Regions from separate parts of the Mus musculus genome. Here regions 2 and 3 are each linked to region 1. A link is a loop called in an ENCODE intact Hi-C map of the cell type or tissue named here. Cell type or tissue: left cerebral cortex. All regions are shown on one strand. Each heading gives the region's core, and the rest is flanking DNA. Links, peaks and the distances in the headings are about the cores only. Region 1 holds the start of AB010352 (cDNA sequence AB010352). Region 2 holds the start of Zfp932 (zinc finger protein 932). Region 3 holds the start of 5430403G16Rik (RIKEN cDNA 5430403G16 gene).

Evidence for each region. Peaks named below come from ENCODE experiments on the same cell type or tissue, not always from the same donor. Only the 100,000 strongest peaks of a DNase experiment are listed, where the experiment ranks them.
Region 2: a loop joins it to region 1, with 2.1 times the contacts of the local background. A loop is called at or near these places in 2 of 42 quality-filtered maps.
Region 3: it touches region 1 in a loop (4-fold over the local background); 2 of 42 quality-filtered maps call a loop at or near these places.

Annotation. Positions count from the first base shown.
Region 1 is chr5:109,863,156-109,871,149 of GRCm38, forward strand. AB010352 (cDNA sequence AB010352) reads left to right here and starts at 3,556. Exons shown (of 4, transcript NM_001378279.1): 1 at 3,556-3,657. The coding sequence starts at 3,655. It overlaps Gm35089 (a long non-coding RNA gene), which reads right to left and starts at 3,465. Exons shown (of 3, transcript XR_389508.4): 1 at 3,168-3,465; 2 at 553-701. In left cerebral cortex, for the core only: a CTCF peak has its summit at 3,383; DNase peaks (open chromatin) are centred at 3,510 and 4,087; H3K4me3 peaks cover 1,354 bases; H3K27ac peaks cover 1,029 bases.
Region 2 is chr5:109,991,686-109,999,679 of GRCm38, forward strand. Zfp932 (zinc finger protein 932) reads left to right here and starts at 4,842. Exons shown (of 4, transcript NM_145563.2): 1 at 4,842-4,948. The coding sequence starts at 4,943. In left cerebral cortex, for the core only: no CTCF peak of the experiment used is centred there; a DNase peak (open chromatin) is centred at 4,813; H3K4me3 peaks cover 1,363 bases; H3K27ac peaks cover 628 bases.
Region 3 is chr5:109,686,463-109,694,456 of GRCm38, forward strand. It overlaps 5430403G16Rik (RIKEN cDNA 5430403G16 gene), which reads right to left and starts at 4,372. Exons shown (of 4, transcript NM_001378588.1): 1 at 4,274-4,372. The coding sequence starts at 4,276. It also overlaps the pseudogene Vmn2r-ps23. In left cerebral cortex, for the core only: no CTCF peak of the experiment used is centred there; DNase peaks (open chromatin) are centred at 3,720, 4,415 and 4,634; H3K4me3 peaks cover 670 bases.

The DNA.
Region 1 (7,994 bases), core at 1,846-4,345:
AGGGAAGGACTCCAACCCTCTTTCAAAGCACTGACCTGCCATTAAGTTCTGTCTTTTAACCTGTGTCTCATTCTGGGGAAAACAGATTCCTTTATGACATTAGTATTCATACAAAAGCATTTTACTTATTTTATTGTACTGTGGAAAACCAGTAAGTGTCACTATCTCATGTGGACATTAGATCATGTTATAATGTAACTCAGTGCAGATAGCCTACCTGTATGCAGGATACTGTCATGGGGTATTTTTCTATTTGATGGTGTTTAATGATTTAGGTTCTCAATAACTTAGGCTTGCCTACTAGCTATTTACTGACAAACAGAAAAAAGGGGGCTTAAATGTACTGTTAGGGCTCAAAATTTTTAGGTAGGGTAAGGAAATTTCTTTTACATAAGGCATCCTTTGTGATATTAAAAGTCACACAATTCTCTTTTTTTGCAAAATTTAACAAATATATGATGGTTGTAATCAGCACTGTAACCAATACCATATTGACGATGTTGATTCACATTCTTCTACTCTAGTCAAAAGTAAAATCTTTTCATTTCTTACCTATAGCTAATGATGGTGTGAAGAGCAGAATAGATATTTAATTGATAAATATTAAGTAGTTTCTCCTTTTTCTTCATCCATATGCTGTAATGTGTAAGGACAGAGTCGTTTTGCAAACATTCCAAACATGAAACATTCCACCTTCTTATCTTCAGAAAATATATAAAGAATAAAATTAAAGAAAAACATGGCATAAGTTCCTATACTCAGAGCAACCTGCTGCCAAGACATGGAAGGAAGCACAAAATGAACACAGTGGATCACAGAACATGATCTCTTAAGTAAATCTTTTAAAATTTGAAAGTGAAAATTTGTTTAGTTCTTAGAAAACATGAAATTAATGTTTGTCCCAAGGAAAAATGACTACCTTGCCTTTTTAAGCTAAAAGAAAGATTAAAGGTAATTCCAATTTAAAAAACACTATATTTTCAGAGCAAAGATGTGCTAGCACACATCTGCAGTGCTGTAGAGTATAGAGATAAGGGGATCTTATCTGGACAGCTTTGTGCATGTCCTGGACCTCTTATACAACCTCAGTCCCACTGTGTCAGGAGCCATAATGGGACAAGCTAATAACTAGCAGGTGATCATCCTGAAGTGTCCTGCCTCGGATTATTATATAATCTTTGACAGGTGAGCCCTCACTAAGCAAGGCTGTGTGGGACTCATTTTAGGAAAGTTTCCTGCTATTAATATGCTTTTCCTGTTATTAATAAACATATGTAACTACCACTAAGTAGCAGCACATCCCTCTGGAGCAGATCTCTGCAGAGCCACGGAGATGCACTATCTTGTAGAGATGCTGTATAGACAAATAGATAACTAAAGTCTTAATGATGATCCTATAATAATTCCTAAAATTATATTTGTGATTATTAAGCTCTTTTATAATGGGACTACTATTAGGTCCTTTTCTGATCATCAATGTTTCAATGAGAACTCTCCCAGACTCTCAAGTGTCACCAGGTCATTGTTCATAGATAGTAACCAGACTTTCTCCTACTCAGAGCACAGTTCAAGAGGTTGTAAAACAATTTTAAAAAGGTCATAAAAAGGGAACTGATGATTTATTGTAGGTGCTAGGACAGAAGATAGAATACTGACTGGGTTTATCTATACAGAACTTCACTTATAACTTAGTCATGGTTTTAAACCTTCATTGAACCTGTGGAGCTGAGACAGGTGATGGATGTTTGCTAGGTAATCACTCCTAATGGATATGCATGTAAACATTCTCTGTTGTAAACTTCTATTTCAGTTTATGATTTGATTTTCTGTGTGAACTTTTGATGAACTTTTAACATGTGATCATGTATGCTGAATGATGTTTAAGGGCTGAGGACAAAGAGTCAGAACTGAGGGACTGGGGTGAGAGGAACAGAGGTGAGAAGAACTGAGCTGAGAGAGGAACTGAGCTGAGGAGAAGTTTTTAGACAGAACACTTTTTAGGTTAGAAGGAGAATGCAGAATGGAGTAGCTTAGAAATTATAGGTAACATAAAATACTAAGAGAGCAATGTGCAGAATGCAGAGGGAAAGAGGAGAAAAGAAGATGTCCCAGGGAGCAGAAGGAGCAGGCAGTCTTCTCCTAACCATGGGACAGAACAGGTGCCATGGTAAGAACAAGGCAGGTTTAATCTTACTAAAAGAAACAAAGCTTTTTTTCTATACAAACATGGGTTTAATTTATTTAGCATTAAAAAGGTAGAAGCCTTTTCTTTCTCTATGTAATAAAGATTGGAACACATTTTTTTTTTTTTCATCCAGATTGAGTGAATCCTTGCTGCGCCCATGCTTGGTCTTTTGCTCCATATGCATATGTAAGTATGGATGTGTGTGTAAGTATAAAATTGTGAGAATGTCTGCTTGTGTGTGTGTAAGTATGTAATTGTGAGAATGCATGAAAGCTGGGCCCAGCTGGGTTTGAATAAAAATGAATAAATGAGCATGAATGAAGCTCAATATGAATTTATGTGAGATTATGCATATTTGCTTATGTAAAAGTTTTTCCTTCTTAGAGTGTTATTCTCTTCTCCTGGTTCAATAGAAGTCTACTGCTCCAAACTCCCTCCCAGCAGGAGGCATCTGGACAATAGGGCAAAGGGTCTAGCAATTAATCCTTTACTTAATCTCCTGCTGTTTTAGGATGAGGTGCTGAGTGCCAGAAACTGTGATTTCTGGCCTCAGAGGATCACAGAAGGCAGGTCAGCTACAACAGCATAGTAACTTAGACTTAGATAAGTAAACATTTTATTATACAGCAACCCTAAATTTTCGGTGAGACAAAGTCTTACCCTAGAATCTCAAAAGACAAAAGTCTTTCCCTCAGCCTACTCTTCCCCCTCCGCTTCCTCAATAAGACCAAAACCAAAAAAGAAGAAACACCCCACGCTGGGGCTGGCCCACTGCATAACTGCATCCTTTTAAACTGATTATTAAGATTGAAGCAAAAATAAATTACACTATGACTATAACAAACCAGAAATTAATAAGCCTATTAATTTCTATAAACTATTGTTTCCCCAAATCTCTCTTTAATTGTTAATACCCTTCCGCTTATGGGACAGATTGATAACTCCCCTGCAAGTTGAGTAATGGGCTATGCAAGCTCCCTACCTTGATTCAAGGAGGAAGAAGGCAAACAGCCTACTGAGGGAAGCTGTGGCTGAAGTTAGGCCCTGGTGATGACAGGGTCACTGCCCACCTAGGGGAGGAGCAAGCGGCTGAGCAGTGGCAGGTGGAGTGGTGGGGCTTCCCTGCGGTTGCGCGGGGAGACAGATGGGTAGGATATCTGAGGACTCGCACTAGTACTACAGAAATGCAGATCCCCGTAGATCTGGAAGAGGTTGGGCCCTGGACAGAAGCTTGGGCTGAGAACCTCTACACTGTGTACCTTCAGCACACTCTAACCCTAGGGGAGGTACTCGCGTCACTCAAGACTTACTGGCCAATCAGAGCCTTTAGGCGAACCTGCCAGTCAGAAGGGAAGGCGGGGTTTCCGGGTGCCTTGGTGCCGGTTTCGCTTAGTAGCTGAGCAGGCTGTGCTCTCTGTCCTGCCGCTGGATGCTGTGGAGGGTGTTAAGGCAAGCTTCGAAGTTGCGACATGGTGAGTACAAGGTCACTGAAAACAATGGGGAGAAGCAGGGGTCTGAGCAGCGCGAGCTGCTGCGGTGGGTCTTTCCCGGGACTCAGTGGGAATCTGCAACCATGTGTGAGGTCCCCTGAGGTCCTAGCCACTCGCGGGACCCAGCTATAGCCTCTGAATAACTTCACTGTGTGGGATGCATCTGTGCAGAGCATTTGGCCTGTGTGTAGAAAGATCTTTGGCTTGATCCCAAACTCAGAGAGTCCTAGTTTCTACAAGTTCTGTTGTTAGCATTTGACATTAAGGTGGACAATCCATTTGGAGTTAATTTTGTGGAGGTTGTGTGCTGGGTAGCAATCCAATATCAAGCTGTGATGTAAAAGTGCAGGATTGATGATGTAAAGGATTTACTAAAGCTTAGCGGATAGTAAGGCACTCCAAGTAGAATTTAGCTGAGGGTGCACTGCATGTAACACATCCCACAGATAAGTAATGTGCTAACCAGGGCATTTAGAGTATAGGTTACTAGGATACACATGCTTGTTCACCAGGATTGCCCAGATATATGGTTCCAAACCATAACAAAGGAAACAAACTTGATTTACAGCAAGCATCTAGGCCCATCTCCATATCAAAGAGCAGGCCTCTAACCAGCTGCTCAATGAGGCATTACAGGATCACAATCTACAGTAAGGCCTGGTGTGCCATAAAGGTTCTGTTTTCTTCTTGAGAAAAGCATAGTTCTGACACATTGGCAAGATGACACATAGTGACAGCCATGTGAAAGGGGGAAAAAGAAAAGAGAAGAAAACTTTTGTATTATTGAGTACTGGCCTGATCAAGCTGTAATTTCCCTGAGGTCCCCATGTCTGGAGCAGGACACAGCTCCTTCTGAAACCCAGGAACATGCTTGGCTGAGCCAGTCACAGCCTGGGGCCTACTCAACTGGGTCCTTGGGAGCTTACCCTGAGGCCCTGGGTATAGAGATAAAACCAGGGCCTTTTCTAAAATCAGGAATACACTTGGGAGAGCTGGTAATGGTCTGGGCCCAGGGCCTTTGGGAGGAGTTGAATCAGATTCTGAGAGCACAACTTCCCACCATATGGGGCTGTGGTTATCAGTTCCAAGGCCACTAGAAGTTTGGTCAGAAATGTTTTTGAGAAACCCTGAGTTGTCCCTTGTGCAGCAGTGTTTGATTAGCCTTCTCCTGAGTGTGTCCCATTGTCTGATGTTTCTGTAAACTTCATACTTTCTTCATCTTTCTGCTGACTTCAGAGGTGTCTCCCATCTCCTCCCTTTTCCCTCATGTCAATCGTGTACAAGATGGTATTCTTAAGAAGCTGACTTAGCATAAGCCATAGCTTGTGTAAGACCTCCCCACCCCAGCAGAGAATGCTCTGGGGCCTCTGTTTGTAAGTGGGACCAGTAGTAGCTGGAGGGATCAGAAATGTACCAGTTAGGGGTCACTATGGGTTATTTTTGTGGGAGTTGTGAAGTCTGTGTTTATTCCATTTGTATACACATGCAGTCATGGGTAATATTGATCATGTTTACATTTTTCCTGGCTGAGTTTCCTTAGGTCTTTTGATGGAAACTTGACTATAATTTGGGGCTTATGTTCTTGGCTTTTTTCTCTACATCTCATTTTTTCACGAATGTTGTAAAGCTTTGGATTGTTGTAGTTCTGTGATAAGTACGGATAGAATTTACATTGTGCTGAAAGGCTTACTATTTCTTCATCACCCTAGTGACAATTCTGAGGGTTTTTTTTTTTTTTTTTTAACATGGCAGATAGCTTTGGAATCAGCTTTTCTGTTAGGAGTTTTCTTTAGATTGTTTTGAATTTATGCTGCAAATTAGAAATACCCAACATCCCTTTTATTTTTGAAAACCTCCCTATAATGGTGTTTTTTACAGTTGTAAGTATGTGAAACTGAAAATGATGTGAAATCATATACAAAGCTATAGAAAGAGGACTTTAGCATAGACTTTAGGGACACAATACGTTGTTAGGGTTACATAAATGATATCTCACTAAGTGTAACTTAATTGAGAAAACAAAAAGAGTGAAAATAAGACATCGTCCAGAATTGAACAATGAATATGAATGTGGTACAGGATTGTGTATTAGGAATAAACTCTGAAAGCAGTAGGTTGGGATTTTCCATAGATGTCAACTAAAATTAGTTAAGACCACGTTGTGTTATAGTTGATGTAAAATTTTACTTATTTTAATATATATATTCTCATACATTTGGACATAGCACCTACTCCCAAGCAACCCCATTCTACCGAGTCCTCATAACAATGACAGAATTGCCATGGATCCCAGCAGTTTTCTCAGTATAGTTTCCATGCACTTGAAATTAGTTTAAAGAAGAACCAGAATTCTCATGTTCATTGCAGTTGTATTATGGTAGCCTAAATATGAGAATTACCTCAGTGCTCATTTGTTGAGGACAAGCTAGGTGCCTCAAGGTGACATTGTGCTAAAGGAAAGAAGACAATAGTGAAAGTTAAAGGATTAAGTTCTTGTAAAGACTCTCACAGTCAGTGCTCTATTGGTCATAAAAACGACATGTAATTACCGCTTAAGCACTGTTGACCCATTCCTTTTCCCATATAATTTTAATCTTTCGTGCACCCTTATTGTCAGATGGGTATGAGGACTTGAGCCATCTTGTCTTTCTGCAGGTAGCAGTGGAAAATGAAGAGAGACCATTCAGCTCAGTCAGTCAACAGGATCTCAAGGGAGAGCGAGGATTGAAAAGAAGACAGACAACCCTGTAACATGACTCCAGCCAGTGCTGAGGCTGAAGCAGGTCTATTTTTCTCAAGCCTGCTTTTATACCATTTTAAGTACATGCCAATAATATGGTCAGTTCTAGGTCAAGGAATACACAAGCTAATAAGCAAAGTCCAGGAATCATAGTTTTAAGGGGCTTATCAGCAGGACTTAGATAACTCCTTGGCTGAGTTTACCTGGAGCTTTGTATTAGCCCAAATGTAACTATTCTATTCTGAGCCTACTTCCTAAGTCCTAGCCCAAAGTCAGATTCCTACCTGAGCCTACTTCCATGTCCTTGTTCAATGTCAAATTCCTGCCAACTCCCTACAGAATGGCAGAAAGCACAAAATCTAGCTGAAGCAATCTCCTTCAAAGGGTTTTACTAATGTTTATTTAGCATATTATATGGAGAAGAGAAATGAACTATCAAGCTTTCTGTAGCAAGAGTTGTTATAGATGGGAAGCAAATGTGGTATTATAGTATACTGTACAAATGCAGAGAGTGGCTGTATTTGGATGGCATGAGAGCTTTCTGCCTATGAGTCATACTGCATAAAAGAGTAAAAATGAGTTTAAGAAACAGACTGACTGTTTTGCTTGAATTTAAATACTGATGATACATTACAATTGAACAATAGTCTTAAATAACTGACTCATCTTTTTATTTTCTCTGCATTAAGTAACTTAGATGGTAACACTTTCATTTTAGCTTTGGAGAATGTGGTTAAACATTTAACATTTTTATACCTTGGTGTATTTATTCTTAATGTGTAATATACTTAATGCAGCAATTTTGTACAATATCACATATTTATTTTTATTGAAAAGTTATATAGACATTGGTTTTCCTTAACAACAATCAAGAGTTTGCTTTTAGAATGAAATAAGAAACATTGTGATTCCACACTTCAAACTAGTGAAAACTAACACAAGAAAATGACGGCTTTTGTTTCCTACATGATATATATATATATATATATATATATATTTCACAATGCTGAGAGCAAAACTTCTGATTTCACACACATAGACTGGGCCCAAGATGAGCTTATCATGAACTCCTACGTTGCAGGGTATTTGATCACAGTGTTAACCCAGGAACTATCCAGTTTACTTGGGGGTGAGGGTGGGATGGGGTAGGGAAGCTGTTTCTATTTATGGTGTGGCCCATCCCTTAGACCACATGTTTGCTGCCAAACGATGAAAATAACGTCAGTTTTAGAAGGAAGCACTCATGTTTGAAAGCAATGTCTTAATGTGTGGCTGACAAAATGATGAATTAGAGAAAGATCTGACAGAATAGGATATGCCCAACTCTCAAGAGAAGAGAGAAGAGAGGCAACATAAGAGGAAGCAGCACCCTCTCAGAGGGTGAGAGGCAGAGGCAGTTTTACCTGGAGAGTTTTACAGAGACAGGCTAAAGAGAAAACAAACTAGACACAGGTGAAGAAAGAATGAGCCAGAGAATGAGACTGTGCCAGAAAATGAGAACAGATTGCTGGAGTTCATTTGAGGCCAAGCACAGCAATTCAGTCTGAAATGAAAGAAGCCAGTTTAAATCTGCTAGCAT
Region 2 (7,994 bases), core at 3,604-6,103, 130 kb after region 1:
TATAATCATGTGTTTCCAGCTGTTTGACCCACTGAATTGAACTGTGTTCTACTGTCTGTGATCTTAAGACAATCTAAGATATACTATTAAAAGTAATGTATGGACTTTCCCCTTGAAAGGTGATTCATGAGAATAAAAATCCTCTACATGCTAAACTTAAAAAATAGTTAAGCTTTATTTATGTAAACGTGGTAAAAATCCTCTAGGACACTTTTAGGGGCTCATTTTCATCCATTTATATGTATAATTAAGAGACTCATGAGTTAAGGGTAATTTCCTCTGTTTTTTAAAACAATGTATTCCATGTGTGAGGGGAGATGCTGTGGGTCAGTGTCTGCTGTGCTGCATGGAACATCTGGCCAACAGGACCCCAGGCTTGCACAAGCTCTGCACTGCCCCAGTCCCAGCCAACTGACCTTCTCAAGCTTAAGTGAAAAAAGTAGTGCACAACACATATAACAAATGTGCCTTCGAGATAAATGAGGAGACTTTTTATATAATCACAGTATGGAAAAGGAATGATGAAGACCTCTATAGGATTTACAATTGAGTGAAAGGAGCTAATATGCTTTCTATGTAAATATCATAAGGCAAATATAATGACCACAAAATTGGATCTTAGGCATATATCTAAGCCTCATACACCAAAAGGGCTATGGTTCCTATAAATCAAAGGTATAAATCATCTGACTTTAAGAACAGTTTATGATTTTAATGGATTTTTTTAAATTTTTCTTTTTCATTTACTTTTCTTTAACATTGTTTGTGTAGGTGATCAACAACTGTCCTTTAGGGGTTTTTTGTTTGTTTGGTTGGTTGGTTTTTTTTTTTTGTTTTTTTTTGTTTTTTTACTTTTTTAAAGATTTATTTAATATTATATCTAAGTAGCTATCTTCAGATGCACCAGAAGAGGATGTCAGATCTCATTACGTACCTCACAACTTGCTAAGTAAGCATCTTTGAGCTGAGACAATGAGCCAGTTAAATATTGGAAATACACCAAACAAGGACTGGTCTATTTAACCTACATCAACCAATTTCCTGGTGGTTTTAAGCCACCATGTGGTTGCTGGGATTTGAACTCAGGACCTTCGGGAGAGCAGTGGGTGCTCTTAACCACTGAGCCATCTCTCCAGCCCTGGAAATTTTTTTATTAGCTATTTTCTTCATTTACATTTCAAATGCTATTACGAATGTCCCCTATACCCTCCTCCCCCATCCCCTGCCATGCTCCCCAACCCACCCACTGTGCTTCCTGGCCCTGGCACTCCCCTTAATGGGGCATATGATCTTCGCAAGACCAAGGGCCTCTCCTCCCATTGATGGCTGACTAGGCCATCCTCTGCTACATATGCAACTAGAGACACAGCTCTGAGGGGTTCTGCTTAGTTCATATTGTTGTTCCTCCTATAGAGTTGCAGACCCATTTAGCTCCTTGGGTACTTTCTCTAGCCCCTTCATTAGGGGCCCTTTGTTCCATCCAATAGATGACTGTGAGCATCCACTTCTGTATTTGCCAGGCACTGGCATAGCCTCACAAGAGATAGCTATATCAGGGTCCTGTCAGAAATCTTTCTGGCATATTTAATGGAAATTCTTACATCCCTAGCTGAGTGGCTCCTCTGGCTTTTCTGTCTTTGATGTTCTTATTTACATATTTCAGGATTCTGTGTAATCTTGCATTTTAAGTATAAGTTGTATTTACAATTTTTTAATTTTTAATACTATTTATTTATTTTATTTATATGAACACTGTAGCTGTCTTCAGACACATACCAGAAGAGGGCATCAGGTCCCATTACAGATGGCTTTGAGCCACCATGTGGTTGCTAGAATAAAACTCAGGACTTGGAAGAGCAGTCAGGCCTCTGGGTACCTAAATTTCATATTACCAACTGAAAGTATCCTTCACCACTTGCTGAACCTTATCCTGTCTGCTGCTGTTTCCATGCTAGTAAATAGCAGGTGGTGAGCTGCATTGAGACCCTGAGAGGGAAGGACTCCAACCCTCTTTCAAAGCACTGACATGCACTAAATTCTGTCTTTAATGTGTGTCTCTTTCTGGAGAAAACAGATTCCTTTATGACATTAGTATTCATACAAGAGCATTTTGCTTATTTTATTGCACTATGGAAAACCAGTAAAGGTCACTATCTCATGTGGACAATAGATCATGTTATAATGTAACTTGGTGCAGATAGCCTACCTGTATGCAGGATACTGTCGTAGGTATTTTTCTATTTGATGGTGTTTAATGATTTAGGTTCTCAATAACTTAGGCTTGCCTACTAGCTATTTACTGACAAACAGAAAAAAAGGGGGCTTAAATGTACTGTTAGGGCTCAAAATTTTTAGGTAGGGTAAGGAAATTTCTTTTACATAAGGCATCCTTTGTGATATTAAAAGTCACAAAGTTCTCTTTTTTGCAAATTTTAACAAATATATGATGGTTGTAATCAGCACTGTAACCAATACTATATTGAGGATGTTGGTTTACATTCTTCTACTCTAGACAAAGTAAAATCTTTTCATTTCTTATCTATAGCTAATGATGGAGTGGGGAGCAGTGTATATATGAAGATATTTAATTGATAAAAATTAAGTAGTTGCTCATTTTTCTTCATCCATATTATGTAATGTGTAAGGACAAAGTCATCTTGCAAACAAGCATTCCAAACATAAAACATTCCACCTTCTCATCTTCAGAAAATATATAAAGAATAAAATTAAAGAAAAACATGGCATAAGTTCCTATACTCAGAGCAACCTGCTGCCAAGACATGGAAGGAAGCACAAAATGAACACAGTGGATCACAGAACATGACCTCTTAAGTAAATCATTTAAAATTTGAAAGTGAAAATTTGTTTAGTTCTTAGAAAACATGAAATTAATGTTTGTCCCAAGAAAAAACGACTACCTTACCTCTTTAAGCTAAATGAAAGATTAAAGGTAATTCCAATTTAAAAAACACTATGTTTTGAGAGCAAAGATGTGCTAGCACACATCTGCAGTGCTGTAGAGTGTATAGATAAGGGGATCTTATCTGGACAGCTTTGTGCATGTCCTGGACCTCTTATACAACCTCAGCCCCACTGTGTCAGGAGCCATAATGGGACAAGCTAAAAACTAGCAGGTGATCATCCTGAAGTGTCCTGCCTCGGATTATTATATAATCTTTGACAGGTGAGCCCTCACTAAGCAAGGCTGTGAGGGACTCATTTTAGGAAAGTCTCCTGCTATTAATATGCTTTCCCTGTTATTAATAAACATATATAACTACCACTAAGTAGCAGCACACCCCTCTGGAGCAGATCTCTGCAGATCCACGGAGATGCACTCTCTTGTAGAGATGCTATATAGACAAATAGATGACTAAAGTCTTAATGATGATCCTATAATAATTCCTAAAATTATATTTGTGATTATTAAGCTCTTTTATAATGGGACTGCTATTAAGTCCTTTCCTGATAATCAAAGTTTCAACGAGAACTCTGCCAGTCCCTCAAATGTCACCAGTTAAATGCTCTTAGATAGTAACCAGACTTTCTCCTACTCAGAGCACATTCCAAGAGGTTGTTAAAAAAAAAAAAAAATGACCAAAGGGAACTAATGATTTATTATAGGAGCTAGGACAGAAGGTAAAATACTGACTGGGTTTATCTATACAGAACTTCACTTATAACTTAGTTATGGTTTTAAGCCTTCTGTGAACCTGTGGATCTGAGACAAGTGATGGATGTTTAGCCAGATAATCACTCCTAATGGATATGCCTGTGTTGTGCCCACCTCGGCCGGCAAGGAAGACACAACACGGTTGGATTCTTCCCAACAGCCTTTATTGCAGGAACACCTCGATGCTGCTAAGGGGACCTTGGGAACCCAGGGAGGTCTGCTTATATACTCTCAGCCCCCATCCACTCAAGGCAGGCCAAGCCACCTCACCAGGCATGCAGCTTCAGCCAATGGGGGCAGCAGGGGCACGCCTCCACCAAATATGGACTTGTTTACACCGCCAGCATTATGGTGCACCTGCTCTCACGATGGTCGATGGTCATGGCTTATTTTCAGGTGTATGAGGAAGTCAGGTGCAAGTCATAAGACTTAGCTGCAGTCCCGGGCCGCTCCTCACATGCCTGTAAACATTCTCTGTTGTAAACTTCTATTTCAGTTTATGATTTAATTTTCTGTGTAAACTTTTGATGAACTTTTTAACAAGTGATCATGTATGCTGAAAGATGTTTAGGGGCTGAGGACAAAGCGAAGTGTCAGAACTGGGGGGCGCGGGTGATAAATTAGTAAGCCTATTAATTTCTATAAACTATTGTTACCCAAAATCTGTCTTGGATTGTTAGTATCTTGTGCACCCTTCCGCTTATGGGACAGATTGATAACTCCCCTGCAAGTTGAGTAATGGGCTATGCAAGCTCCCTACCTTGATTCCAGGAGTAAGAAGGCAAACAGCCTACAGAGGGAGGGAAGCTCAGGCTGAAGTCAAGACCTGGTGATCACAGGGTTACTGCCCACCTAGGGGAGAAGCAAGCGGCTGAGCAGCGGCAGGTGGAGTAGTGGAGCCTCCCTGGGGCTGCGCGGGGAGACAGATGGGTAGGCTATCGGAGGACAGGCACAAATACTACAGAAATACAAATCCCTGTAGATCTGGAAAAAGTCAGGCACTGGACTTGAAGCTAGGGCTGAGAACCTCTGCACTGTGTACATTCAGCACACCCTAACCCTAAAGGAGGTGCTCGAGTCACTCAAGACTTACTGGCCAATCAGAGCCTCTACGCGGACCTGCCAGTCAGAGGGGAAGGCGGGTTTTCCGGATACCTTGGGCCGGTTTCCCTTAGTAGCTGAGCAGGCTTGAATGGTCCCTTATGCTGTGCTCTCTGTCCTGCCGCTGGATGCTGTGGAGGGTGCTCAGGCAAGCTTGGAAGTTGTGACATGGTGGTGAGTACAGGGTCACTGAAAACAATGGGGAGAAGCAGGGGTCTGAGCAGCGCGATCTGCTGCGGTGGGTCTTTCCCGGGACTCATTGGGAATCAGCGGCCATGTGCGGTGTCCCCTGAGGTCCTAGCCACTCGCGGGACCCAGCTGTAGCCTCTGAATAACTTCACTGTGGGGGCTGCATCTGTGCAGAGCATTTGGCCGGTGTGTAGCGAGATCTTTGGCGTTATTCCAAACTCAGAGAGTCCTAGATTCTACAAATTCTGTTGTTAGCATTTGACATTAAGGTGGACAATCCATTTGGAGTTAACTTTGTGGAGATTGTAAAAGGCATCTCTTGTGCTGGGTAGCAATCCACTATCAAGCTGTGATGTAAAAGAGTAGAATTTATGATGTAAAGGATTTACTAAAGCTTAGCGAATAGTAAGTCACAGCAAGTAGAATTTAGCTGAGGGTGCACTGCCTGTAACATATCCCACAGATAAGTAATGTGCTAACCAGGGCAGTTAGAGTTTAGGATGCTATAATACATATGCACCAGGATTGCCCAGAAATATGGCTCCTAACCACAACAAAGGAATCAAACTTGATTTACAGTAAGCATCTAGGCCCGTCTCCATATCAAAGAGCAGGCCTCTAACCAGCTGCTCAATGGGGCATTACAGGATCACAATCTACAGTAAGGCCTGGTGTGCCTTACTTTTCTTCTTACTTTTCTTACTTTTTTTCTTTTCTTCTTGAGAAAAGCGTAGTTCTGACACATTGGCAAGATGACACATAGTGACAGCCATGTGAAAAGGGAAAAAAGAAAAGAAAAGACAAGAGAAGACAAGACTGTTTTATTGAGTGCAAGCCTGATCCAGCTACAGTTTCCCTGAGGTCCCCATGTCTGGAGCAGGACACAGCTCCTTCTGAAACCCAGAGCCAGTCACAGCCTGGGCCTAGTCCTTGGGAGCTTTCCCTGAGGCCATGGGTATAGAGAGAAAACAGGGCTCCTTTACTTTGTTTTTTTTGTTTTTGTTTTGTAGAAAATGATTTTAATATTTTCAATTGTTAACATTTTTAAAAGAGAATAATTATTTTAAGATATATTTCACTGTTATATCCTCCTTTTCATTTCTGATTTTATTTTTCTGATTTTATTAATTAGGATACTGTCTCTGTGCCCTCTGGTTAGTCTGGTTTTTCTAGTTGATTTTCTCAAAGAAACAGGTCCTGGTTTTGTTGATTCTGTATAGAGTTCTTTTTGTTTCTATTTGTTTGATTTCAGCCCCGAGTCTGATTCTTTCCTGACATCTCCTACTCTTGGGTGCATTTGCAGAGCTCCTTCTCTAAATTCAGGAATGTGCTTGGGAGCTGGGAATGGTCTGGGGCAGGGCCTTTGGGAGGGGTTGAATCAGATACTGAGAGCACAACTTCCCACCATATGGGGCTGTGGTTATCAGTTCCAAGGCCACTAGAAGTTTGGTCAGAAATGTTTTTGAGATACACTGAGTTGTCCCTTGTGCAGCAGTGTTTGATTAGCCTTCTCCTGAGTGTGTCCCATTGTCTGATGTTTCTGTGGACTTCCTACTTTCTTCATCTTTCTGCTGACTTCAGAGGTGTCTCCCATCTCCTTCCCTTTCCCTCATGTCAATCGTGTACAAGATGGTATTCTTAAGAAGCTGACTTAGCATAAGCCATAGCTTGTGTAAGACCTCCCCACCCCAGCTTTTATACTCTCTACCTTTTCCTTTTCTGATGTTTTTCATCATCTGGAACCTTCCACTTAGGACACTGTCACTAACCTGCTGTGGTAGGGCACTGGTGTCCTTAAGAAATGATCCCGGAATATGCTTGCTGTGCAAATTTCCCATATGTTTTAGTGGCTAGACTTGCAGTCTCCAGTCTGTATTTAAGTTGTTCAAAACTTAACCTGGAACCTGAACCTAAAAGAGACTTAAGGGTGGCAGCATATGTGGAATGCAAAATCCATCCTAGTCTGGCTCCTCTTTAGCCTTAATCACTGTAGCTGGTCTTTGCTACTTTATGGTTTCTTCTTTTTCCTCTCTTTAAAAAAACAAACAAACAAATATCACCATAATGGTGTTGTTTATAGTTGTAAATGTGTGAAACTTAAACTGGTTTGAAATAATGTACAAAGCCATAGACAGAGGACTTTAGCATAGACTTTAGTGACACAGAATACATTTCTAGTATCACATAAATGATACCTCACTAAGTTTAACTTAATTGAGAAAACAAAAAGAGTTCAAATAAAACATTGTCCAGAATTGAACAATGATATGTATGTGACACAGGATTGTGTATTAGCAATAAATTCTGATAGCAGTATTTTGGGATTTTTCCATAGGTATCAACTAAAATTAGTTTAGACCATGTTGTGTTCTAGTTGATATAAAATTGCACATATTTAATGTATGTATTCTGATATATTTGGCATAATACCTACACCCAAGCAACCCCATTCTACGGAGTTCTCATAAATGACAGAATTGCCATGGATCCCAGCAGTCTTCTCAATATAGTTTCCATGAACTTGAAATTAGTATTATGAATCCTCATGTTCATTGCAGTTGTATTCATGGTAGCCTAAATATGAGAATTACCTCTAGGCTCATTTGTTGAGGAATAGCTGGGTGCCTCAAGGGGACCTTGTGCTAAAGGAATGAAGACAATAGCAATGGTTAAGGACTAAGTACTTGTAAAGACTCTCAGTCCATGCTATATTGGTCCTAGAAGGACATGGAATTACAGCTTAAGCATTCTCAACCTATTTCTTTTCCCATATAATTTTAATCTTTATTGTATGCTTATTGTCAGGTGGGTATGAGAACTTACACCATCATCTCTACCTTGCAGGTAGCAATAGAAAATGAAGGGTGACCAAGCCAGCTCAGTCAGTTAGCAGTATATCAAGGGAGAGTGAGGACGGACAAGAAGACTGCAATTAGACAACACTGTAACATGAGTCCAGCCATTGCTTAGGCTGAGGCGGGTTTGTTTGTTTGTTTTTGTTTCATTGGTTGGTTGGTTTTTTTTGTTTTTT
Region 3 (7,994 bases), core at 2,160-4,659, 180 kb before region 1:
TATTCTGATGTACTCTGTGTCACTAAAGTCTATGCTAAAGTCCTCTTTCTATAGCCTTATACATTATTTCACATCAGCTTCAATTTCACACACTTACAACTGTAAACAACACCATTATAGTGATGTTTAAAAGGGGGGGGGTGTTGGGTAGGTTTAATTTGCAGCATAAATTTTAAACAATCTAAAAAAAAACTCCTAACAGGAAAGCTGATTCCAAAGCTACCTGCCATGGGAAAAAATCTCAGAATTGTCACTAGGATGATAAAGAAATTGTACACATTTTGGCACAATATAAATTCCATCCATACTTATCATAGAGCTACAACAATCAAAAGCTTTACAACATTTGTGAAAAAATAATGAAATGTAGAGGAAAAAAAGCCAAGAAAATAAGCCCCAAATTATAGTCAGGTTTCAATTAAAAGACCTAAGGAAACTCAGCCAGGAAAAATGTGAACATGACTAATATTACCAATGATTGCATGTGTATACAAATGGAATGAACACAGACTTCACAACTCCACAAAAATAACTAAAAGTGATCCCTCACTGTTATATTTCTGACCCTCCAGCCACTACTGACTTCACTTCCAAACAGAGGCTCTAGAGCTCTCTCTGTATGGAGGTCATCAGAAAGCTGGGCTATGGTTCTGCAGCACCTAATACCCACTAGAGATCTCACACAAACCCAGCCCCAATGAGCCCACACACAAACCAAGGTTGAGGAATAATTTAATGTCTGCGTCCTGCCACATGGATTATAGCACATGATTTAGAATCTGCCCTAGCCACCTGCACACCACCATGCACACTTAAGAATCCTCTGCATCTCAGAAACTCCTTGGCGACCCTGGAACTGAATTTCCCTGAATCACTCCAGTCATTGTGACTGGTGATAGTGGAGAGGAAAAAGGATTTTAATCAAAGATGGCCAAAGGAGGATCCCCATAACCTCATCTCTACCAGTTTCTAAACTATTTGTAAAATTTATCACACAAAACTGAATTTGCAATGAAATGTTCAGAACCTCTACAAACCAGATTTTCAGTTTTGAAATTCATCTTCTCATAACAAAAGCACTGCTTGTGTGTGCATAGCGGGCAGTGAGATTATAAGCAACACAGCTTCCTATGGCCAGAGCTGCAGAACCTCCTCCTCCCCAGGAAATGCACACAGAGGCCAAGGCCTTTTGCCCAGGTTACCACATGTACCAAAAGAAACACAGTCTGTTTCACAGTCCATCACAGTCCAATAAGATTGTTTAGCCAACTTGTTCTTCCTGGTGGCTGTCACAATCACAATGGCATGGCTTGTGGTCTCCCTCACAGCTCTCTGATGAACTGCATCAGAGGAGAATTATGGAAAGAACCTGCAAGCTACTCCTCCTGATTGCTAGGCTGCCCAGAAGACAGTAGCAGCTCTCCTACTGGAGAAGTAGAGATGAAATGACTCAGACAGCACAGGCCTTCCAGCTCTCCCCTTCCAGCCCACCCTAGGGGCAGACAGAGCCCTAGTATAGTAAGTTTGTATTTTATTAGAATCTTCTACTCTCCCAGGTGGGGAGAGTTCTTGGGACCGCTTCTAGGAAAAAATGGCAAGAATATTTGACACTGGGCTAGGTCAAGGAAGTAAGCTCAAAAAAAGTACAGCTGAGGAATGTGTTCCTCATATCTTGTCATACCTTGATCATCTTGATAAGACTCTGAATACAGCAACCGGGGAACTTTGTTTACACCCTTTTTCTTACATTTCTACTTTGTTTATGCCTTAAAACTGACCCTACTCTTTGTTTGTACCCAGGCAGTCAAGGTGGGTCAGGGTCTGTTGGCAGATTTCCCAGTCTGATGAGTCATGGAATGATAAGAGGAGGTATACCTGAGGCTCAAGGGAGGTGCCTCTGGAAAAGAACCGATAGTCTGTGTATATTTCGGGAGATTGTTTCTGTTAGCTTGTGGCTTTGCTTTCCAAGGTTCTGTGGGGTATAAAAAGACTATGAAAAATAAACTCAAGGCTGGTGGTTGCTGCTGGTGCTCCTGCTGAAGTATTAACCAGCAGTTCTCCCAAATCTAATTCTTGGCTTTGCATCTTCCTTCTACCTCCTATTTTGTTCCTTGCTCCCTCATCAGAGACTGTTTGACTCATGCTGGGGGATCCAGTACAAGGACAGAAACTCGACTCAAGGACCTCTTTCTCCTCCATCCCTGTTTCTCTCCTGTCTGCTGTTAAGGGGTGAAACAGTTGCGGGGGGGTCACGGAAGGGGATTAAGGGAGGGGAAAAAGAAGAAACCATAAAGTAGCAAAGACCAGCTACACTGATTAAGGGTAAAGAGGAACCAGACTAGGATGGATTTTGCCTTCCACATATGCTGCCACCCTTAAGTCTCTTCTAGGTTCAGGTTCCAGGTTAAGTTTTGAACAACTTAAATACAGACTGGAGACTGCAAGTCTAGCCACTAAGACACATGGGAAATTTGCACAGCAAGCATATTCCAGGATCATTTCTTAAGGACACCAGTGCCCTAACACAGCAGGTTAGTGACAGCGTCCTAAGTGGAAGGTTCCAGATGATGAAAAACATCGGAAAAGGAAAAGGTAGAGAGTATAAAAGCTGGGGTGGGGAGGTCTTACACAAGCTATGGCTTATGCTAAGTCAGCTTCTTAAGAATACCATCTTGTACACGATTGACATGAGGGAAAAGGAAGGAGATGGGAGACACCTCTGAAGTCAGCAGAAAGATGAAGAAAGTATGAAGTCCACAGAAACATCAGACAATTGGACACACTCAGGAGAAAGCTAATCAAACACTGCTGCACAAGGGACAACTCAGTGTTTCTAAAAAACATTTCTGACCAAGCCTCTAGTGGCCTTGGAACTGATAACCACAGCCCCATATGGTGGGAAGTTGTGCTCTCAGAATCTGATTCAACCCCTCCCAAAGGCCCTGCCCCAGACCATTACCAGCTCCCAGGCACATTCCTGAATTTAGAGAAGGAGCTCTGCAAATGCACCCAAGAGGAGGAGATGTCAGGAAAGAATCAGACTCCGGGGTGAAATCAAGCAGTAGAAAGAAAAATAACTATATACAGAATCAACAAGACCAGGAGCTGTTTCTTTGAGAAAATCAACTAGATAAACCAGACTAACCAGAGGACACAGAGACAGTATCCTAATTAATAAAATCAGAAATGAAAAGGAGGATATAACAGTGAAGTATATCTTAAAATAATTATTCTCTTTTAAAAATATTAACAATTGAAAATATTGAAAATGTTCTACAAAACAAAAAAAAAAACAAAAAACAAAAAAAAAACGAAGTCAAGGAGCCCTGTTTTCTCTATACCCAGGGCCTCAGGGAAAGCTCCCAAGGACTAGGCCCAGGCTGTGAATGGCTCTGCCAAGCATGTTGTTGGGTTTCAGAAGGAGCTGTGGCCTGCTCCAGACATGGGGACCTCAGGGAAAGTGTAGCTGGATCAGGCCTGCACTCAATGCAATGGTTGTGGGCTTTTTGTTTTGTTCTTTTAAGTTTTCAAATGGTTGTCACTAGATGCCATCTAGCCAGTGTGGCAGAACTATGTTTTTCTCAAGAAGAAAACTGAACCTTATGGCACAAGAGGCCTTGCTGTTGGTTATGATCCTGTAATGCCCCATTGAGCTGCTAGTTAGAGGCCTGCTCTTTGATAAGGAGATGGGCCTAGTGGCAGATTATAAATCGTTTGTTTCCTTTGTTATGATTTCTGGACAATGCTGGTGAACAAGCATGTGTATCCTAGCATCCTAACCTCTAACTGCCCTGGTTGGCATAGTACTTATCTGTGAGGTGTGAGGCAGTCCTCCCTCAGCTAAATTCTACTTGGTGTGCCTTACTATTTCCTAAGCTTTACTAAATCCTTTACATCATCAATTCTACTCTTTAACATCACAGCTTGACATTGAATTGCTACCCAGCACAAGAGATGCCTTTTACAACCTCCACAAAATGAACTCCAAATGGATTGTCCACCTTAATCTCAAGTGCTAAGAACAGAACTTGTAGAAAGTTGGACTCTCTGAGTATGGGATCACGCCAAAGATCTCTCTACACACAAGCCAAATGCTCAGCACAGATGCAGCCCCCACGGGGAAGTTATTCAGACGCTACAGCTGGGACCCGCGAGTGGCTAGGACCACAGGGGACCTCACAGGTGGCCGCGGATTCCCACGCAGCGCAGGGAAAGACCCACACTAGCAGCTCGCGCTGCTTCTCCCCATTGTTTTCAGTGACCCTGTGCTCACCATGTCGCAACTTCGGAGCTTGCCTGAGCACCCTAAACAGCATTCAGCCTCAGGACGGAGAGCACAGAACAGGGGACCAATCAAGTAGGCTCAGCAACTAAGCGAAACAGGCTCCAATGCACCCGGAAAAACCCGCCTTCCTTTTGATTTGCAGGTCCGCCGAGAGACTCTGATTGGCCAACAAGTCTTGAGTGACTGGAGCACCTCCCTTAGGGTTAGAGTGTGCTGAAGGTACGCGGTGTAGAGGTTCTCAGCCCAACAAGCTGCAAGTCCAGACCTGCAGGGATTTCCAATTCTGTAGTATTTGTGTCGATCCTCCAATAGGCTACCGATCTGTCTCCCCGCGCAGCCCCATGGAGGAACCATCAGTCCCCTGCCACTACTCTGCCGCTGGCTCCTCCCCTAGGTAGGCAGTAACCCTGTGATCGCCAGGGCCTGATGTCAGCCAGAGCTTCCCTCACTCACTAGGTTGTTTGCCTTCTTCCTCCTTAAATCAAGGTAGGGAGCTTGCATAGCCCATTCATTACTCAACCTGCAGGGGATTTATCAATCTGTCCCACAAGCGAAAAGGTGCCCAGAATATTAACAATTAAATTGTGTCATGGGCAAAGAATAGTTCTGTATTCTTGCTGTTGGGATTGAGACCCAGGAACAGAGGCTGATCTGCATATTATTAACATACCAAAGGAGCCATCCACCTGCCATGGGCAAACTGGGTTTACCTGAAACCTGTGGAAATGAATAGGTATTGGGGTGAGAGAAGAATGAAGCCAAGCAAAGGTTCTGATCAAGGCTCAAAATTTAATAATAAGGTTTGCGTTTATAAAGGGAAAACCTACAAAATCCATCCCCCTCTTCAGCTGCAGTATGTTGTAGAGCAATGTCAGTGCAGGCAGCCAAAACAGCTAAGTTCCCATGAGAACCTGCACCTCAACAAAGACAGATGTCTCTGTCCTGGGTTGTCATGGCGAATGTTCAAGGTCTGCTTAGTCTGCGCAAGGCTGGGAAGGTTAGAGCTGGGCCTCCAGGTTCTCCCAGCACTCCTCAGTCTCCACCTGTTACAGGGCAAGGTTGACAGACCCCACCTTGTACCTTGAACTCCCAGCCCAGCGGCCAGGCTTTCCCTTCCTAGAAGCCCTTCCTATATAATCCAGACATTTTGTACTCTTTGTGTCTCTGTTTCTCTGTCTCCATCTCTCTCCCCTTTCTTCCCTCTCCAGTCTTTCTCCCTCCTTCTCCCTCCACTTCCCCTCCCAATCCCTACTCCCCTGCATTTTTCTCTCCCAGCTTGCCTTGCTGGCTTTTTCTCCCCACCTCTGCTCCTTATTCTCCCATCCCATAACTTCTCTGACCTCCTTGGGACCAGTGAACTCTCTGCTGCCTTGGGATCAGTGAATCCTCTAGAGAGCTACCCCTAATAACCGGAAAATACTCTAATTTCACTTCAGTTGAGTCCTTCACGCTGGGCTTAGGTAAAGTGCAGCTAGTTTTCAGCTGGTAGGTATGTGAACCCTGGGAGACAAACAGGAACCAGATGACAAACCCTGTGGAGCACTGCTGTTAGCCAGCACACCTTCCTCCGTGGGAAGCTGAACACACATTCGCACATAGAACTGTATTAGTGAAGGTTCTCTAGATGAACAGACCTGATAGGAGGAATCTAGGTATGTACAAAGTGGATTTATTGGAATATTTCACAGGCTGTAGTCCAACTAGTCCAACGATGGCTAACTTAGCACGTGTAGGAGTAGGAAACCTAGATGTGAACGTATCCAGACTCCCTCAATAAAATCCCAGTGCTTCCTTTCTTGAAGGAAATCACTGCCTTGGAATTGACTCCTATTCTCACCTTGCTGACCACGGGGGTGGGGGTGGGGGGGACATCTGTCTCCATTCTTTCATTGAGGCTTTTCCTATAGTCAAACTGACTACATGTGGAATTAACTAAACCTGAAAGAGTTTGGGTACTGGGGTGGGTTTTTTTGTTTGGTTTGGTTTTGTTTTGTTTATAGCTTTCGAACTGTGAAAACCCTTCTTTAATCTGGATTTTTTTGAGGTGATAAGACCCCCCTTTACTCTAGGCCACAGCTTCTGTCGGCACCCTACATAGAGAAAGGACACTGAAGATGGGAGCGGGTTCTCTTTGTCTACCTACCTTACATCTGGCTAACAACTTCCCAACTTCCTTCTGTCCTTCCTTTCTTTATTCTTCTTCTTTTGTGTGTGTGTGTGTGTGTGTGTGTGTGTGTGTGTGTGTGTGTGTGTGTGTGTTTGAGAAAGGGTTTCTCTGTGTAGCCTTGGCTGTCCTGGAACTCACTCTGTAGAACAGGCTGGCCTTGAACTCAGAAATCCACCTACCTCTACCTCCCAAGTGCTGGGATTAAAGGCATGTGCCACCACTGCCTGCTTCCTTCCTTCCTTCCTTCCTTCCTTCCTTCCTTCCTTCCTTCCTTCCTTCCTTCCTTCCTTCCTTTCTTTCTTTCTTTCTTTCTTTCTTTCTTTCTTTCTTTCTTTCTTTCTTTCTTTCTTTTCCTGGCATTAAAAAGCCAACTTCACTGAAACTCCAGTATATACTGAAGACTGAGACATCCAACCACATTTACTGAACCACACTGGATTATTCAACTTTCCATTGGTAGACAGCCACTGTTAGACTGTGAGAAATTAAGATAAATTCACTTTCAACATGCATACAGAGATTCATTCTATCAGTTCTGTTCATCAAGCGAATCTTTACTAAAATAGCTGTGTGTGTGCACAGGTTTTTGTTTTTCATCCTTCCCACTGAGAAAGATGTGCCAGCTAACAATAGTGCTCCACAGTGTTTGTCATTTGTTTCCTGCTTTTCTCCCAGCTTGTCTCAGACCTACCAGGGGAAAAGTAGCTGTAGTTTGCCTGAACCCAGCATGAAGGCACAAAACAAAACTCTTGTTTCCTGTTAGCTGGCATTTGACATTTAGATGTAAGATCCATTTGGAGTTAATTTGTGGAGGTTGTAAAAGGCATCTAGTGTGTTGGGTAGCAATCCAATCTTAAACTCTGATGTGGAAGAGTATAATCAGTGATGGAAAGGATTTACCAGTGCTTAGGAGATGGTAAGGTAGAATTTAGATGAGGGAGAACTGCCTCTAGAACATCCCACAGGTAAGTAGTATGCTAACCAAGCCTGTTAGAGATTAAGATACTAGGATACAGATGTTTGTTCACCAGTACTGTACAGAAATTTGGCTCTAAACCATGATAAAGAAAACACTCTTTATTTACAACCAGCCACCAGGCCAATCCTCATATTAAAGAGCAGGCCTCTAACAAGCTGCTCAATGGGATATTACAGGATCACAAGCAACAGTAAGGCCTGGTGAGCCATAAAGGTCTAATTTACTTGAGAAATGCATAGTTCTGACACATGGGAAGATCACACTGGTCTTGAAAGTCTATGAAAAAGAGACAAAACTGTTGTGTTGAGGGCTGGCCTTATCAAGCATACCTTTCTCTGAGGCCCTCATATATGATGAATGATAGCTTTTTCTCAAACCCAGGAACAAGCTTGGCAGAACCAGTAACAACCTGGGTCCTAGGCCTTGGGAGCTTTCCCTAAGGCCCTTGTCAGGAGCCATAATGGGACAAGCTAATAACTAGCAGGTGATCATCCTGACACTGGCTGCTGCGGATTATTATATAATCTGGGAGACGTGCATCCTTATTAATCAAGGATGTGAGG